Regions from separate parts of the Homo sapiens genome. Here all the other regions are linked to region 3. A link is a loop called in an ENCODE intact Hi-C map of the cell type or tissue named here. Cell type or tissue: Caco-2. All regions are shown on one strand. Each heading gives the region's core, and the rest is flanking DNA. Links, peaks and the distances in the headings are about the cores only. Region 1 overlaps SIK2 (salt inducible kinase 2). Region 2 overlaps SIK2 (salt inducible kinase 2). Region 3 overlaps SIK2 (salt inducible kinase 2).

Evidence for each region. Hi-C counts contacts between places; a loop is a spot of excess contacts. Peaks named below come from ENCODE experiments on the same cell type or tissue, not always from the same donor. Only the 100,000 strongest peaks of a DNase experiment are listed, where the experiment ranks them.
Region 1: it touches region 3 in a loop (4-fold over the local background); 10 of 110 quality-filtered maps call a loop at or near these places.
Region 2: it touches region 3 in a loop (2.8-fold over the local background); 13 of 110 quality-filtered maps call a loop at or near these places.

What each region holds. Positions count from the first base shown.
Region 1 is chr11:111,704,310-111,710,098 of GRCh38, reverse strand. SIK2 (salt inducible kinase 2) reads right to left here. Exons shown (of 15, transcript NM_015191.3): 8 at 4,960-5,112. It also overlaps a transcript of PPP2R1B not described here. Among named protein-coding and RNA genes, the nearest start is that of PPP2R1B, 59 kb to the left of the region's middle. In Caco-2, for the core only: no CTCF peak of the experiment used is centred there; a DNase peak (open chromatin) is centred at 2,878.
Region 2 is chr11:111,685,713-111,691,501 of GRCh38, reverse strand. It overlaps SIK2 (salt inducible kinase 2), which reads right to left. Exons shown (of 15, transcript NM_015191.3): 4 at 3,340-3,501. It also overlaps a transcript of PPP2R1B not described here. Among named protein-coding and RNA genes, the nearest start is that of PPP2R1B, 78 kb to the left of the region's middle. In Caco-2, for the core only: no CTCF peak of the experiment used is centred there; no DNase peak of the experiment used is centred there.
Region 3 is chr11:111,621,475-111,627,263 of GRCh38, reverse strand. The region is part of intron 3 of SIK2 (salt inducible kinase 2); the gene reads right to left. Among named protein-coding and RNA genes, the nearest start is that of SIK2, 22 kb to the right of the region's middle. In Caco-2, for the core only: no CTCF peak of the experiment used is centred there; DNase peaks (open chromatin) are centred at 2,383 and 3,453.

The sequences.
Region 1 (5,789 bases), core at 293-5,292, 83 kb before region 3:
CAAAGGATAAAACTGAAGAATTGATTTCTACTTCCCAACTTTATTAGACTGCTCCTTCTCTATGAAGGTAGTCTGAATTATTAGGGCAACGCATGACTGGGGGTGCTATATGGAAATGAGATGCCCATGCCCTAACTACGACACACTGCTCCGTCCCTGACTCTCACTAGCTCGGACGCTTTAAATGGCCAGACGGTGCTGTGCCAGACCAAGCGTAGCACATAGTCCTTGACAGTGTTCACATCCGACCTGGACTACTACAACTGACTGTGAACTCGGTTAGAGGAATAACAGACAGGATCAAGGAATAACGCTTTTTGTTGTGACAATCACTTCCTAGGAAATATGGTGGGTTTTAGGAGTCTTGTGATCACTGAGGGGACCAAAGGAGTCTTTTTGGAACAAGAGAGGGTATAAATATACAGACAGCATGCTCAGCATTACACAGTTGATTAGCAAATATTAAATAAATAGATGGTCAATATCCCAAGGAAGCAGATATTATCAAGATATTCTTTAAGAGTGTCAATACGCAATGATTATGTCCAACAAATTGTGATCACTCTTTAGACCACATGTTTAGTGCTTTGAATCTCTTCTTTGGACTTTGTGCTCTCCAGAACCATTAAAATGAAAATAACGTTCTTTCCTATGGGAAAATCGTTGCTATTCCAATAGGCAAATACTTGTTATGACCTGAATTGTGTCCTGCCAAAATTCACAAGTTGAGCCCCTCACCACTAATGTGGCTATATCTGGAGACAGGGCCTTGAAGAAGGTAATTAAGGTTAAATGAGGTCCTGAGGTTGGGGCCCTGATCCCACACAGCGGGTATCCTTATAAGAGGAGGGAGAGACACCAGAGATCTTTCTCTCCACACTTGCGCAGAGAAAAAAGCCAGTGAAAAGACAGCCAGCTACAAGCCAAGAAGATAGGCCTCACCAGGTAGCAACCCTCATGGCACCCTCATCCTGATTTCCGGCCTCCCGAACTGTGAGAAAATAATTTCCGTTGTTTAAGCCACTAGGTCTGTGGTATTTCGTTACGGCAGCCCTAGCAAACAGGCACAACCTGTTGTGAAGGGCAACCTCTAAACAGTAATTAAAGAATTGGAGGTGATTGTTTCATTCTTGTTTGTTTCCAGCTGATGGAAACTTGCAGTGGAAGGACTGTTAAAAACAAGTGGTTAGGCCAGGTGTGGTGGCTCACTAATTGTGTGACCTTCATCAGGTCCTGCAATCCCGACACTTTGGGAGGTCACGGTAGGAGGATTACTTGAGCCCAGGAGTTTGAGACCAGCCTAGGCAACATTGCAAGACCCTATCTCCACAAAAAAATAAAAAAATAATTAGCTGGGCGTGGTGGCATGCACTTGTGGTCCCAGCTACTTGGGAAGCTGAGATGGGAGAATCGCCTGAGCCCAGGAGGTTGAGGCTAAAGTGAGCTGTGATTGCCACTGTCCTCTGGCCTTGGTGACACAGCGAGACCCCATCTCAAAAACAAAACCTCCCCCAAAACCCCACCAAAATTAGTGGTTAGAATGTATGAGAAAAAAATATGACGTATTTTTTCTAAATAGTCTCAACTCAATTAGATCTAATACTTCCTGCATGTTATACAGCAAACATAAGCACTCCAAATCTAAGAGGGGAATCCCACTGTTGTCTAAATAATAATAATGAGTACTTTATTTATTTTTTTTTATGTTTTACTTTTTGGGACAGAACCTCACTGTGTCGCCCAGACTGGAATGCAGTGGTGTCATCTCGGCTCACTGCAACCTCTGTCTCCTGGGTTCAAGCGATTTTCCTGCCTCAGCCTCCCGCATAGCTGGGATTATAAGCACGCACTACCATAACCGGCTAATTTTTTTGTTTTTAGTAGAGATGGCATTTCACCATGTTGCCCAGGCTGGTCTCAAACTCCTGGGTTCAAGCAAACCACCTGCCTTGGCCTCCCAAAGCGCCGGGATTACAGGCATGAGCAACTGTGCCCTGTCATAATGGGTATTTTGTAACTAGGCTATGAACTTCTTAAGGGGAGCAACTGTTTCCAGGGTACTTCTGAAGCCACAGTGGCTAGGACTGTGCCTGGCATGTCAGTGCTCTATTTGTTTAACTAAACTCCCGGTACAGGTTAACTAACTGTATCTTGGTAGCAATCTAATGAAGTACGTATTGCTGTTCCCACTCTGTATTTAAGGGCACAGGAACTCAGAGACGCTGACTTGCCCGAAGTCACTCAGCTTGGTGTGTGGAACCCAAGGTCTGCATGATTCCACAGCTCACGTTATCTTTGTATTGACTGGATCATGTTGTTTCCTCAATTTTTTTGCTACTATATCAAGAAACAAGTGATTTGCCACTTCTTTTAAAAAAATTAGAACATCAAGGAATTAAAGTGAGAAGCCTTTACTAAAACTTTAGGCACATTTATATCCATAAAAACAGAAGTCTATTTTTTAACAAATTCAACACTAAAACTCAAAATGTGAAATCTCTGAGAGGAGGGGGCCTGTTGCTCAGCATCCAGAAGGCTCTCAGGCAAGCATGTGAATGAGCATTGAAGACTCCATTTGAAGTAGAAGCATTTTCAGTTACACTAAGCAGGTTCCATTGAGACTTGGGTCAATGCATAAAGTAAAAAGGACACAGAGTGCTTGGTAATTTAAAAAATTATCGAACATAAGAAGTCACGTTTATGTATCTGAACCCTAAGCCAAATTAAATATAATTTGAGATATGCCGGGGAATTTGCTCATAGTCTAGACATGAAAGGATATCGTGTACAATAACACATGCACGTGCTCAGGAACAACTGTTTATATAACCCCTCACCACTCCCTCACTTGCGTAATGTTTAAGAAGAATAAAGAGACTTGGCAGGGAAAGCCTGCTGGCCCTGGGGGCTTTCCAGCTTCCTATCCTTTTGTCTAGTGGCATTTGCAAGAAGGAAAGAGTTCCACTACGTCTTACATGTTTTTCATTTTATCTCCTTCTTTCTCGGTCTTGAAAGCAATACCATTCAACTTCGAAGATTTCCAAGTGCTCAAAGATACCCTAACTCAAGTGTCTGGAACTATATGGACACATTATTTTACTTACATCTGTATCAATACTTTTTTTTTTTTTTTTTTTTTGAGACGGAGTCCTGCTCTGTCACCCAGGCTGGAGTGCAGTGGCGGGATCTCGGCTCACTTCAACCTCTGCCTCCCAGGTTCAAGCGATTCTCCTGCCTCAGCCTCCCAAGTAGCTGGGACTACAAGTGCTCACTGCCACACTCGGCTAATTTTTGTATTTTTAGTAGAGACGGGGTTTCACCATGTTGGCCAGGATGATCTTGATCTACTGACCTTGTGATCCACCCACCTCAGCCTCCCAAAGTGCTGGGATTACAGGTGTGAGCCACCACGCCCAGCCAATACTCTTATTTTATATATAAAGTACGTATAACAAAATATACCATTTATCTACTAAAATCAAGAAGATTTAATTCCCTTTTTTAAAACATACTCTGTAGATGCCAATGCAAAATTTTATTATAATCCTGTAAATTTTGTAAAACTGCCAAAGAAATACAAAGTCAAAACTCTCCTGCCCTTATTTTTGTTTTGAACAAAGTCAGTTACAGAAGTAGACAGGAAAGTCAATGGAGCATACTAACCAACCATTCATCTCAACCTCTGGATGATTCCCAAATTTCTAGCCTCAGCCTCTCTCCTTGGATCAAGATCCACATCTTCCTCCTGAGCAACTGAGTTAATGCCACCCCTATCTTCTCAGGCTCTGGCTCAAGAACAGAGTCATCTCTAAGTCATATTGTCCCTTCCTCCCCAGCAATTATTTATTACTTTATATAACAAGTACTTACATAGCACTTACTATGTGCCAGGCATATAGTATTTCACAAATATTAACTATTTCACAGATATTAACTAATTTAATTGTCATAGCATTCTATTATTATCCCCATTACACACTTGGGAAACCAAGGCACAAAAAGACCTTAAGAAACTTAAAATGTCACATAGCAGGAAGTGGCAGAATTGGGATTTGCTCCAGAGTCCCTGCTTCTAACCACCACACTGAGCTGCCTCTCCGAACCATTGCTAACTTCATACAGAGTCTACCTCTAAGATGGTTCTTATACTTGCCCCTTCTTTTCTACTTCCAACAGTGCCATATGAGTTTAAGCCTTCGGTATTTCTCATCTCTACTGTAACACTCTCCTAACTGCTCTCTCCAAATTTCTTCTTTTCTCTATCTGACCCATCCTTCATAATGCTACCAGATTAATTAGCTTAAAGCATCGATAGAATTTTATCATTTTTCAGCTTAGCAGCCTTCAGTAGGTCCTTGTTGCTTCTTGAATTGTAAGTAAACTCTTTACCTTGGCATTCAAAACTCTTCACAATAATGCTTCAACTCACCACTGACCAAGTCCTCCCCATCTGTGAAGATGTGTCTTACATGCCATTCCCCCTGTTCAGATGTGCCCCTCTCTCCCCTGTCCCTGCTCTGCTACAGCTCTCATCTTTCCCTATTTTGAATGATGGTTGTTTATGATCTTGTCTTATTTCATTTTTATAGCGCGATGTCTCTGAGGGCAGTGACTGTAGTTTATATATCTTACCCCCAACAGTGCCTAAGAATAGAAGCTCGCACGTGGTAAATCTGTAATAAAAATTTGTTAAATGGAATTGAATGTAAAGGCTAGTGATAGTAATTCTCAACATTGTGAATGATGAAAACAATTTTAAAAAACTGTTTGAAATAAAGTTAACCCTTAAAAATGAGGAAGTGCTAAAACATTTGAGAATCTAGTGAATGGCAGGCAGAAATTTTACAGAAAAACGGAGTGTAGAGGATGAAATCCTAACCCTGTGTATAAGATGAAAAATGTATCAAACATGTGAACAGGCACATGCACAGATAAGACTCTCAGCTAAGGGGGCATTACCTTGGCAACTGTTTGCTCAGCAATGGTGCTAGGCCGACGCTGGCGGCCATCAAGTCTCTGCTCCACTGGGAAACTGCTCCGATGTGATTTCAGGCGCTCCACCAACAAGAAATAAATGGCAGCAAAGTGGTTATAGCTCTTGTTCTGCAAAGACTGAAATAAAAAACAAGTGGTAAAGGCAAAGAACTGTAAAGACCAATGCAATGATCTACACATGCCTAAAAAAAAAGAGGAAAGAAATTGTGTGCTCTTAAAAATAGGGTGAAAAACAAAGTGTCTCAAGATGAAAGCTGCTCCAAAAATGTGACTGGAAGGCAGAAAACTTCAAGTCTCTAGTATTAATTATATAAAGGATGATCCCTTTAAATGGGTTTACCAGCCCTTTAACATTAACAAGATCCATTTATTTTTCTCCAGTCAGAGAAAATGCCATCATTGTCTCATGTAGACATTCCCCAATGCTGCCATATGGCCCCATCTCATAGCTGTAACGGTGGTGTAAGGTCAGTTAGCAACCTGAGCCCGAGGCTCTAATTCCATGGCTTCAACACAAATCTGAACCACTGAAAACTCTGAAGTGAATGGTTAAAGTATGTGGAGAACTTTCTGTTGATTATTTTGGGCTGGAGAATGGCATCTGGATGCTAAATTGAGAGACACTATGTCTCCGTTCTTAGGTAATTTTTTCCTCTTGTTTTTGCAGTCCCACCCTCTTAAAACCTTGAAAATAAAGTTGCTTCCCAAATGTTCACATCTCTAGCCTGCCAGCTTTCCCAGATATTGAGGGAACAGAGAAACAACTGCTCCTTTGGGTTCTAATTCCACCTGAC
Region 2 (5,789 bases), core at 250-5,249, 65 kb before region 3:
TAGGTTTGAATTCCAGGTCTGCTACTTATTATCTGTGTCAGCTCGGCCAATTTTTTAATCTCTTTGCATCTCAGCTTTCTCATCTAGTAACTGGCAATAGCTAAGCGGCTCCCAAGATTGCTGTGAAGATGAAGTAAGTATCTAGCAGAATACCTGAAAACAGTGAGGGCCCAATTAAATGTGAGTCATCACACTGTCTTCACCAGAGAGAACTTCACCAATCTGAATTTTTATCTGACTTCTATATAATTAGAAGGGCTTGAAGATTAGATACTAAAAAGCAAAAATAAAAACCAAAAAGACAAAACAAAAACCTAAGATATCACACAATGACATCAGAAACACTGATTTGACCCACGTATATTTTATGCCAGAATTATAATAGACATACTATAGCCAGGCAAAACTTGGTTATAACGTCAAAGCAATATTCTGTTTTTTGTTTGCAAGTTTCTTTGGTGTCTTACTTTGACATTTTCTTTTGAGATGTTAGTGACAGCACTTTGTAATTCCTACAGCATATGATTTACACACCTATAACCTTTCTCTGCCTAAAAAAACTCCTAGAACACATGTGCATGTATGTTTCTTGTAGCACTATTTACAATAGCAAAGACTTGGAACCAACCCAAATGCCTGTCAATGATAGACTGGATACAGCAAACGTGGCACATATACACAATGGAATACTACGCAGACATAAAAAAAGAATGAGTTCATGTCCTTTGCAGGGACATGGATGAAGCTGGAAACCATCATCCTCAGCAAACTAAAGGAATAGAAAACCAAACACCACATGTTCTCACTCATAAGTGGGAGTTGAACAATGAGAATACATGGACACAGGGAGGGGAACATCACACATGGGGGCCTCTTTGGGGGTGAGGGGAGGCGGGGAGGGAGAGCCTTAGGACAAATACCTAATCCATGCAGGGCTTAAAACCTAGATGACGAGTTGATAGGTGCAACAAACCACCATGGCACATGTATACCTACGTAACAAAGCTGCACATTCAGCACATGTATCCCAGAACTTAAAGTAAAAAAATAATAATAAAAAATAAAAAATAAATAAAATAGTTCTCTTGGAAAAAAAAACAACTCCTAGAACTCCTTTGTGCTATTGTTTTGGTAAATATTTCGTTTTGGTAATAAGGGAATGTAAAGGTGTAGCAGGAGTTTTCCCCCTTCTTTCTACAGAGCTAAGGACTTAAAAAAAAAAAAAAAAAGAAAGACCTTCTCTGAAAAAGACAATTTTAGGGCAGCCGATGCTTTCAAGGAGCATTAAACAAAATATCCCAGTGAAGTTCCTCACAGAAGGTTGGCAAAAAAGAGTGAAATAAATGACACCAAATGGAAGGGCCAAAAGCAGAGGAAGGGAAAAAAACAAATGGAAGTGAACAGACATAAACTATGAAAGTATTCTAATTTTGTGCATCACATTTTCACAACAAAAATGACAAATTGATATAAATCTTTATATATACGTGTATATGTGTGATATATATATATATATACACATACACACACACACAAATGAATATAACAAATTAACTTAAAAACATTTTGTCTTATTCAGGCAATCCCATTAGAAAAAAAAAATCACAGACTATAGAATGGAAAATCCATTACATATCCTGTAACATATGTAATATTGACATTTAAAATGAGTAAAAATAATTTGCCTTCCCCTAATTGCCTAAGACAAAAACTAATGGGAAATGGCACAGAAACAAATCAGTTCAATGTACAAACATGAGGGTTTTACCTTATATTTTACACCATATACAGCAAACCGAGGAAGCTACTTTGTCCCTAAACTTACTAAGTTCAATGAGTATCCAACCTAACAGGTCAATTAATAATTTCTTGGTCAGTCCCTGTCATCTGGATGTCTCCCTGCTCTTCTTTAACAATCTTAGAACAAAACACCACCATGTGTAACTTTGCTAAGCTTTTAACCCACACTCTTTCTCTTCAAAACCCAAGTCAAACAAAATCTCCCTTACATACCTTCAACCTCTACTGCTGCTGCTCTAGTTCAGACTCATGTTTTCTTAAATGGACTATTGCACTAGATTCCTTATTAGTCTTCCTGTCTTCCACCTCACCCACATCTCCCACCTATCTTAACTCTGCTGCCAGAGACATATTTCTGACATGCAAATCTAATCATGTTATCCCAATTCCACTTTACCCCTACCCATGCCCTATAATTTTCAGTAGGCTAGACTCCCCATTACCTACAGAATAAACTATAAAATCTTTGACATGGCATTCAAGATGTTTCATATTCTGGTCTTTACTTATCTGCTCCCCCTGTATCAATCCTGCATGCCTACAGATTTTACATGTAACCAGTTTTGAATTTACAGTTCCCCAACATTCCAATCTCTGTCTACCTGCCTGCAACATTCTGCTTCTGTTTATCTTCCTGACAAGCTTCTCTAACTTCTCTCTCAAGTCTAAGTTCAAATAATTCCTTCTTTGTGAAGCTTCCCTGACTCTTCAGGTAGACTGCTTGTTCCCTCACCTATACTCCCATGCAGTTTGTATATACTTTTAAAATTGCAACTATCATACTGTATTTTTTCAGTTTTATTAAAATGTAATTGACAAAAATTGTGTATATTCAAGGTGTACATGCTATTTTTATATATGGATATGTTGTGAAATGATTTCCACATATCATATTGTACTTAACATAGCACAGTACCTGATACATATTTATTGAGTGAATGAGAGTTTTGACTATGTAAATAAAGAGACTGAGAATATAAAATAAAACATTTTACAACTGTGAAAAGGCAAGGAGAAAAACAGGCAAACTAATCTCTACCCAACTTAATTTTCATGTTATAAATCAAAACCCTATCGTATCAGATCAAGGAAAGGTGCTTTTCTGTCTCAACTATTTCTCATTCTACCTCCATCACTTCTTTTGCCTTTTCTCTGCTTCTGGCTGTAGCCATCAGTCATAATTAGGAGAGCAGGCCAGAGTACCAGCAACCAGCATTACTCCTCCAGCCCTGTCTTTTCTCCAGTCACTCTGACACTCAGATAAATGTACCTCTTCCAGCAGAGCACCCCGAAACCCTGCCAATGGAATCTGGACACATCAGACCCCAGATGTAGCTCTGACCTGTGTATATTAATAATGAACTCATTCCCTTACTTTTAATTACACACAGAACTAAGGAAATGAATAAAATGGACTTTGAGATAGCCTGATGTCATCAGGTAGAAATGCTGCTGAATCTGCGCCTGCAGGTCTGTTTCCACACACTGAGTGCAGTGGCTCACTTCGGATCTTATTAGAGCCAGTTGTGTCCCAGTTACCTGCTATTTTGATATTCATGTTGTTATCCAGCAGGAGATTTTCAGCTTTGAGGTCACGGTGCACAATCTTCCGACCATGACAATAATCAACAGCAGACAGGATTTGCCAGAATTTTCGCCTGGCTTCAGACTCATTTAACCGGCCATGATTAGCAAGATAGTCTGTAAATGAAGAGAGGATTAAGAATTAGTCACCAAAATAAAATAACTCCACTATTAGTAGTCAGGAAATTTTTTTCCTCAAAAAGTTTTTTTTCTGGCCAGGAGCAGTGGCTCATGCCTGTAGTCCCAGCACTTTGGGAGGCTGAGGTGGGCAGATCACGAGGTCAGGAGATCGAGACCATCCTGGCTAACACGGTGAAACCCCGTCTCTACTAAAAATACAAAAAATTAGCCAGGCATGGTGGCGGGTGCCTGTAGTCCTAGCTACTGGAGAGGCTGAGGCAGGAGAATGGTGTGAACCCAGGAGGTGGAGCTTGCAGTGAGCCGAGATCGCACCACTGCCCTCCAGCCTGGACGAGAGTGAGACTCTATCTCAAAAAAAAAAGTTTTTTTTTTTAAAAAAAACAATAATTAGTGATAAAGTAATATGGTGTTTTCCAAGTTTCTTGACTTTGAAGAAGTATTTCTTTTTCTTTTTTTTTTTTTGAGATGGAGTCTTGCTCTGTTGCCCAGGCTGGAGTGTAGTGGCGTGATCTCAGCTCACTGTAACCTCCACCTCCCAGGTTCAAATGATTCTTCTGCCTCAGCCTCCCGAGTAGCTGGGATTGCAGGTACCTGCCACCATGCCCAGCTAATTTTTGTATTTTTAGTATAGATGGGGTTTCATCACGTTGGCCAGGCTGGTCTCGAACTCCTGACCTCGTGATCCTCCTGCCTCAGCCTCCCAAAGTACTGGGATTACAGGTGTGAGCCACCGTGCCCAGCCTGAAGAAATATTTCTAATCATATTTCACTGGAGTCCAAATAAATGGTGACAGCCCAAGACCAGTCAGCAGCAAGCAGCATAATATTCACAGTACAACTCAACATGATTTTTTTAATGTCTAGGTACTCTCTCTATTTGTTGAAAAGCTTATTATTTCACACTTTAAAAAAATAAAATTTATGTAAAACAGAGGAAATAAATGAATTCTCTGACATCTTGTCACACAGAAAGACATCTTTTCTGAAACACTGTTTTCATGCAATTATTATACAAACCACCTGTAACATGAGATATGGTGATAACTGGAAGTAGCTTAAATAATTCACACCCTGTGCTGTTCGAAAGAATTCTCGTCTACCCAAGAACATGCAGACTTGTGCTCTAAACCAAACATTGTCATGACAACCATATTCTCTCAACTGTAAGACAAATATATTTTGCAAGATATACTATCTTTATGCAATGTTATAATCTTTAATAAAGAAGCTTACCTAAAAATTAATTCTATGTGACTATGTACATCAATTCAATAAAACTAAACATTACCACTCATTAACATTTCACCCAAAGACCTGAAAGTCCTCTGAAATTATCTTTTGATCAACACAAATCTTGAAAGACTTTTAAATTTAACATAATTGTCCTAACTAGGGAACTGTATGAGTGACTCAATATTCCCAGTCACCTGCACACATTTTCTGCTCTAGTGTTTACTAGCTTACTGGTTTTTAAATTCCCTGCCTTTGGCTCATGTCCTTCTCAATATTTACTATGTATTTTTTTCTTTAGTTTTTCGAGACAGAGTCTTGTCTGTCGCCTAGGCTGGAGTGCAGTGGTGTAATCTTGGCTCACTGCAACCTCTGCTCCCCAGGTTCAAGCAATTCTCATGCCTCAGCCTCCCGAATAACTGGGACTACAGGTGCACACCACCACGCCTGGCTAAATTTTGTATTTGTAGTAGAGACGAGGTTTCACCATGTTGCCCGGGCTGGTGTCAAACTCCTGACCTCAGGTGATCTGCCCGCCTTGGCCTCCCAAAGTGCTGGGATTACAGGTGTGAGCCACCATGCCTGGCCTACTTACTATAAAATTTACTAACATTTATACAATACTTTATACTTTACAAAGCATGTTCATATCACAGTGTCTCATTTCATCTTCCTAAAACCTTCTATGATAACTATTACTCAATTCCCATTTTATAGATGAGAAAGCTGACAATCAGAGGGATTAAGTAATCTGGCTGAATTTGTACAACTGGTGACTGAACAGTCAATCTGGGGCTGTAATATTTGACATAATTTTTTTATTATATTAAGCATCTTTACTAGACTCCTGTTGAAATCCTAACCATCCTTTTATTTTATTTGTTTATTTATTTTTTAGTCAGGGCCTCACTCTTTTGTTGCCCAGGGTGCAGTACAGTGTGCAATTATAGCTCACCTCAACCTCAACCTCCTGGATTCAATCAATCCTTCCACCTCAGCCTCCTGAGCAGCTGGGACTACAGATGCATGTCACC
Region 3 (5,789 bases), core at 593-5,592:
CATATTTTTCACTACTTGATTAATGTTATTTGGATGGAATCTTCTCATTTCTATTTTAATATCTTCATGGGCTCCATGTCAGAAACGGGCTGGCTACCAGACCATTCCGTGCTTGTGCCTACCTGAATCTACAGTTTACTATGCTTTTTCTTCCCTATATATTTCATATATAGGCAACAATTTTTTGCCCATTTACATCTTAGTTTCTCCTAGGCTCCCTGTGCCTCCCGCCTTCTTAGTTGGATTCCTTATCCTTACCCTTCTTGGGCACCAATCTCTTTTTCTTCTACCTTCAACTCTTGGCATAATGCCCAACTCTTTTAACTGACCACATGGAAAAATTAAAACAGGGTTGCTGTGTAACATTAAAACAGCTCTGAAGCATGGAGCAGTATAAGGAATCTTCCTTATAAAGAGTAATTAAGAGCAAGGCATGTTTAAGGGCCCATGGTAATAAAGTACATGATAACAGAGTACAGTACACTGAGCATTAATCCTACTGAAAACTGTTTGCAGGCCATTACCTTGTTTTCAAAATTACTTTTTTTTTTTTGTAGTTAATGGTCATTACTAGAAAACTCAGAAAATAAATAAAAGCAACATGATTACGTTTGTGATTCAGAAAGACAATTCTGAAGAAAATGAAAAATAGATCAGTTAGGAGATAATGACACAACATACAGAGAAGGAAGAGTGAGGACCCTAACCTGAGGCATTAACAGTGGTTATAGAGATGGGGACCTCCTAGAGAAATACTTAGGAAGTAGAATAGGCAGGATTCAAAACCTCATTCAGGTAGGAAGGAAAAGGAATCAATACTGACATCAAGGTTTCCAGTTTAAGCCAAGTAAGGGAAAAGAGAGAAATAGTTTTGTAAAAAAAAAAAAAAGATCATGAGTTCTGCTGGGCTTCAAGCTGTATGACAAAGTCAAGGCAAATAAAAACAAATTGAACTAAATGATCTCCACATCTCCTTTAAATTCAGCTTCTTCCCTTCCAAACTAGTGAAGACTATCCAAAGATTTCATGATCTTTTTAAATTAATTCTATTACTCATTATCTTCAATGGTCAAGAAATTAACTGTACCCAAGAGTGGAAAATAAGATAATAGCATTCACTGTCCAACTTTTCTGTGGACATCAGATTCTTCTTTCCAGAACTCCAATTGACCATTTACCCTAGAGATTTTACTTTAAATATAAACCTTATACATTTAAAAATCCCCAAATTATGTCTCAATGTGTATAAAACAATGTAATCCAAATTTGTTTCAAAGATCTTAGCAAGAAAGAACAATTTAGACTATCCTATTTTCATAGAAATGATGCCTAACATGTAACAGCTATTTCTACTTTACTTGTAAAACTACAGTCCAAAGCTTTAAAAATGTTCCAATGGGCAAAGGCTTAAAAATCCTTCTCTTGACTCATTGCCTCTACCTACTACCTCATTTCTTTTTTCCCTTTTTGCAGCAGAACTCCTTGAAAGGGTTGTCTATTTTGCTCTCTCCATTTTTCTTCTCTCATTTGCTCTGTAAGCCCCTTCAATCTAGCTTTTGGCCCAGTCACTCCACCAAAACTGCTCTTACCAAACTGCAGTATACAATGGTCAACTGTCATTCCTCATCATTTTTGATCTATCGGCATCATTTGTCACAGATGTTCACTTGATCCTTCTGAGAATACTTTGGTCACTTGGTTTCTAGGATACCACATTCTCTTGGTTTTCTTCCTCCTCTGTCTCTTCTGCTAGTTTCTCCTCTTTTCTAAATCTTTTAATGTTTAAATGCCTCAGGGATCAGATCTTGGCCTCTTCCATAATTATACCTATTACTTAGGTAGTCTCCACCTGTCGAGAAGTCCTACTGATTGTACTTCAAAATATATTCTGAGTTTGACCACTTAGGACTACCTGTACTGCTACTCCCCGGTCTGGGCTGTCAACACCCCTCACTGGAACTACTCCAACAGCTTCCTACCTGGTTTCCCTGTCTCCACCCTTTCCCATTCTCAACACAGCAGCCAGAGTGATGCTTTTAAAATGATACATTAGATGCAGTCACTTCTGTGCTGAAATCCAGCCGAAAATGGTTCCCTAATTTTATTCATGTAAGAGTCAAAATCCTTCTAATGGCCTACACAATGCCCCCAAATCTGCCCTACTCCTGCCTCTCATTTACCCTCTGACCTCCTCTTCTACTGTTCTTCCTCCTTGCTCTTCTCTCTTGCTTGCTCCTCTTGAGCCATACTGGCCTCCCTGTTACCCCTTGGACACACCAAGCACACTGCTGCCTCAGGGATTTGCATTTATTCTTCCCTCTCCCTGGGTAATCTCTGTTCTACCATATCGACATGACTGTGCTTTAAAGTCTGTGCTCAAATGCCAGCGAGGCCTTCTCTGACCACTCTATTTAATGTTGCAATCAACTCCCATGCCTCCCAACCAACCAGCCTCTGACCACTCTATTTAATTTTGCAATCAACTCCCATGCCTCCCAACCAACCAGCCTTGCTTTATTATTTACATAGCACTCATCACTATCTAATCTACTACATAATTCAGCTATTTTGTTTCTCTCTCCCAAACTAGAATGTAAAAGAGTAGAGATTTTTGTCTATTTTCTTCATTGCAGTTTTCTTACCACATAACAGTGTGTGACAAGTAATTGGTTTTCAATAAGGATTTCTTGAAAGACTGAATAAATGAATGAATAAGTGAATGTAAGAAATAGGAAAGAAAGGCAAGAAAAATAAAATGAATAAAGAGGAAAAAGGGAAGAAAAGGAAAGAAACCTGCCCAAAGTAATGTTAACAATTAATATGGTATAGCCGGCATTGTAAATCAGATTTGCTTAGCTTCAAAGCCCATAACAGCCTATTATAGCATCAGTCAAGATGCTGCTAGCTAAAACAAATATTTTAAGAATTAAAATAAGCTTATTAAGTAGTAGCATATAAAAGAAAAAATTAAGCAAAAGAGGGAAACAGACAACTTTTCTGAAATACAATGAGTTTAGTCAGAACTATTTATTTAGAATCCTACTGCAAATAGTGTATTTTTCAAAACTATAGAAGTGCATATGGTTCTTTCTCTTTAAAATACCTTAAATTAATAACACATTTGAAAGGACTAAATAATTCTGCTTTTGGCTAAGATAGATTTGTCCTCCAGCCTGAAACAACCTTCCCATCTTCAACAACAAAAATACAAAATACATGAGAGAATGGTTTATAAGACACTGGACATCAGGCAAAGGAAAGTGAACCCTGAGCAACAGGTGACAAATGAGGCGAGACCATGAATGTTCCAACTAATGCCTTGAGAGAATCTCTACGCCACAGCACAGGGAGGGGAAACCCAGGTGTGGCCCAGCAATGTCTTTGAGTTGAGTAGACAATGCTGAGAGTCCCAGATAAGAGTGAGCTACACACAGAAAGAAGTCCAAAGGTCTGCAGAGGGATCCGTCCCTTGAGCACTCAGGAGAGTGCTGATTGGCTCACGTGTGAGGGAAAACCACCAGAGGCCAGAGAAAAAACCATCTGAGAGGCTGAGAGAGAACACTGCCTGGTGCTTACACAAAGCCAGGAATGGTGCCTGTTCCTACTTGTCAGGCCAAAAAACCTCAGCATTCATGGGGCATTGAGTAGAGTACTCAGAAGTGGGAAGTAACTAGACCCAGACTGAGCACTGTTTCAATTATGAAGGCAAGACCCAAATGGATCAAACTGTTTCCAAGTAGGCTTAACTGCATCCCAGAACAAAGTTCAAGAAAACCTAAAGTAACACAAAAATATGTGGTGCTCAAGGTAAAATTGGCAATGTCTAGCATCCAATCAAAGACTACCAGACATGTAATGAAATAGGAAAATGTAACCAAAACTGAGGAGAAACATCAACCAATCAAAACCAACCTAGAACTGACAGAGATGCTGGAAATCAGCAGACATGGACATTAAAAATTATCATAACTGGATTCTAGATGTTCAGAAAGATCAGTAAAGACATGGAAGGCATTAAAAAACAGTCCTAGTCAAGTTTATAGAAAAGAATACTACAATGTCTGAGATGACAAATACACTGGATGGGATTAATGGCAGAAGAAAAGATTCGTGAATTTAAAGACAGAAATAGCAACTACTCAACATGAAATAGAAAAAAAGGAATTTTTTAAAAATGGAAAAGAGCATCAGTGAGCTGTGGGGCAATTTCAAACAGTTTAATATACATTTGACTGGAATATCTGAAGGAGAAGAGAGGGGGTGGAAGAGAAAAATTAGTTAGAAAATAATGGCTGAAAAATATCCAAATTTGATGAAAAGAGTATAGTCACAGATCCAAAAAGCTCAATGAACACCAAACATAAGAATCATGAAGAAAACCACACAAAGGCTCATCATAATGAAATTGTTGAAACCAGTGGTAAATAGAAAGCCTTAAAAGCAGCCAGAGAAAAAAGGCACATTATATACACAGGAATAAAGAAAAAGATAACAGTGGTTTTTTTGTCAGAAACAGTGCAAATGGGAAGACAGTGAAGCAACATATTTAAAGTACTGAAAGAAAAAAAGTCCATTTAGAATTCTATACCTAGTACAAATATCTTTCAAAAACAAAGACAAAAATAAAGACTACTTTAGACATATAAAAGCTGAAATATTTCATCACCAGCAGATCTGTGCTACAAGAAACACTAAAGAAAATCCTTCAGACGCCGGGTGCGGTGGCTCACGCCTGTAATCCCAGCACTTTGGGAGGCTGAGGCGGGCGGATCACGATGTCAGGTGATCGAGACCATCCTGGCTAACACGGTGAAACCCCGTCTCTACTAAAATACAAAAAATTAGCCGGGTGTGGTGGTGGGTGCCTGTAGGACCAGTTATTTGGGAGGCTGAGGCAGGAGAATGGCGTGAACCTGGGAGGCGGAGCTTGCAGTGAGCTGAGATCGTGCCACTGCACTCCAGCCTGGGCGACAGAGCAAGACTCTGCCTCAAAAAAAAAAAAAAAAAAAAAAAAAAGAAAAGAAAATCCTTCAGACAAAAGAAAAATGACATTAGATAAAAATATATACATACATATGAATGCAGAAATGGTAGCTGCATTGATAAATAGATGCAATTTTCAAAAAATATGGAAATCTCTTGAAAAGATAATTGTTTAAAGAAAAAGGTAGCTACACTGATAGATAATTTTCAAAAAATGTGGAAATCTCTTTAAAAGATAATTGTTTAAAGAAAAATAGCACTGTATTATGTTTTATAAAATACGTTTAAGTAAAATATGACAACAAGAACATAAAGGCCAGGAGGGGCAAAAGAGAAGTACACTGATGTAAGGTTTTTTTTTTTTAATTGAGATGAAATCTCACTCTGTTGCCCAGGCTAAAGTACAGTGGTGCGGTCGTGGCTCACTGCAGCCTCCGCCTCCGAGTTCAAGTGACTCTCCTGCCTCAGCCTGCCTAGTAGCTGGGATTACAGGCATGCACTACCACACCTAGCTAATTTTTGTATTTTTAGTAGGGAGGGGTTTCACCATGTTGGCCAGGCTGGTCTTGAACTCCTGACCTCAGGTGATCCACCCACCTTGACCTCCTAAAAGTGCTGGGATTACAGGTGTGAGCCACTGTGCCCAGCCAAGGTTCTTATATTATATGCGAAGTGGTAAGTATTACCTGAAGGTAGACTGTGTAGACTTGTATACGAATGTACATAGTAACTTATGTATAATAGCCAAAAACTGAAACCAACCCAAATGTCTATCAATAGATAGATGAATGAATAAGCAAACTGGG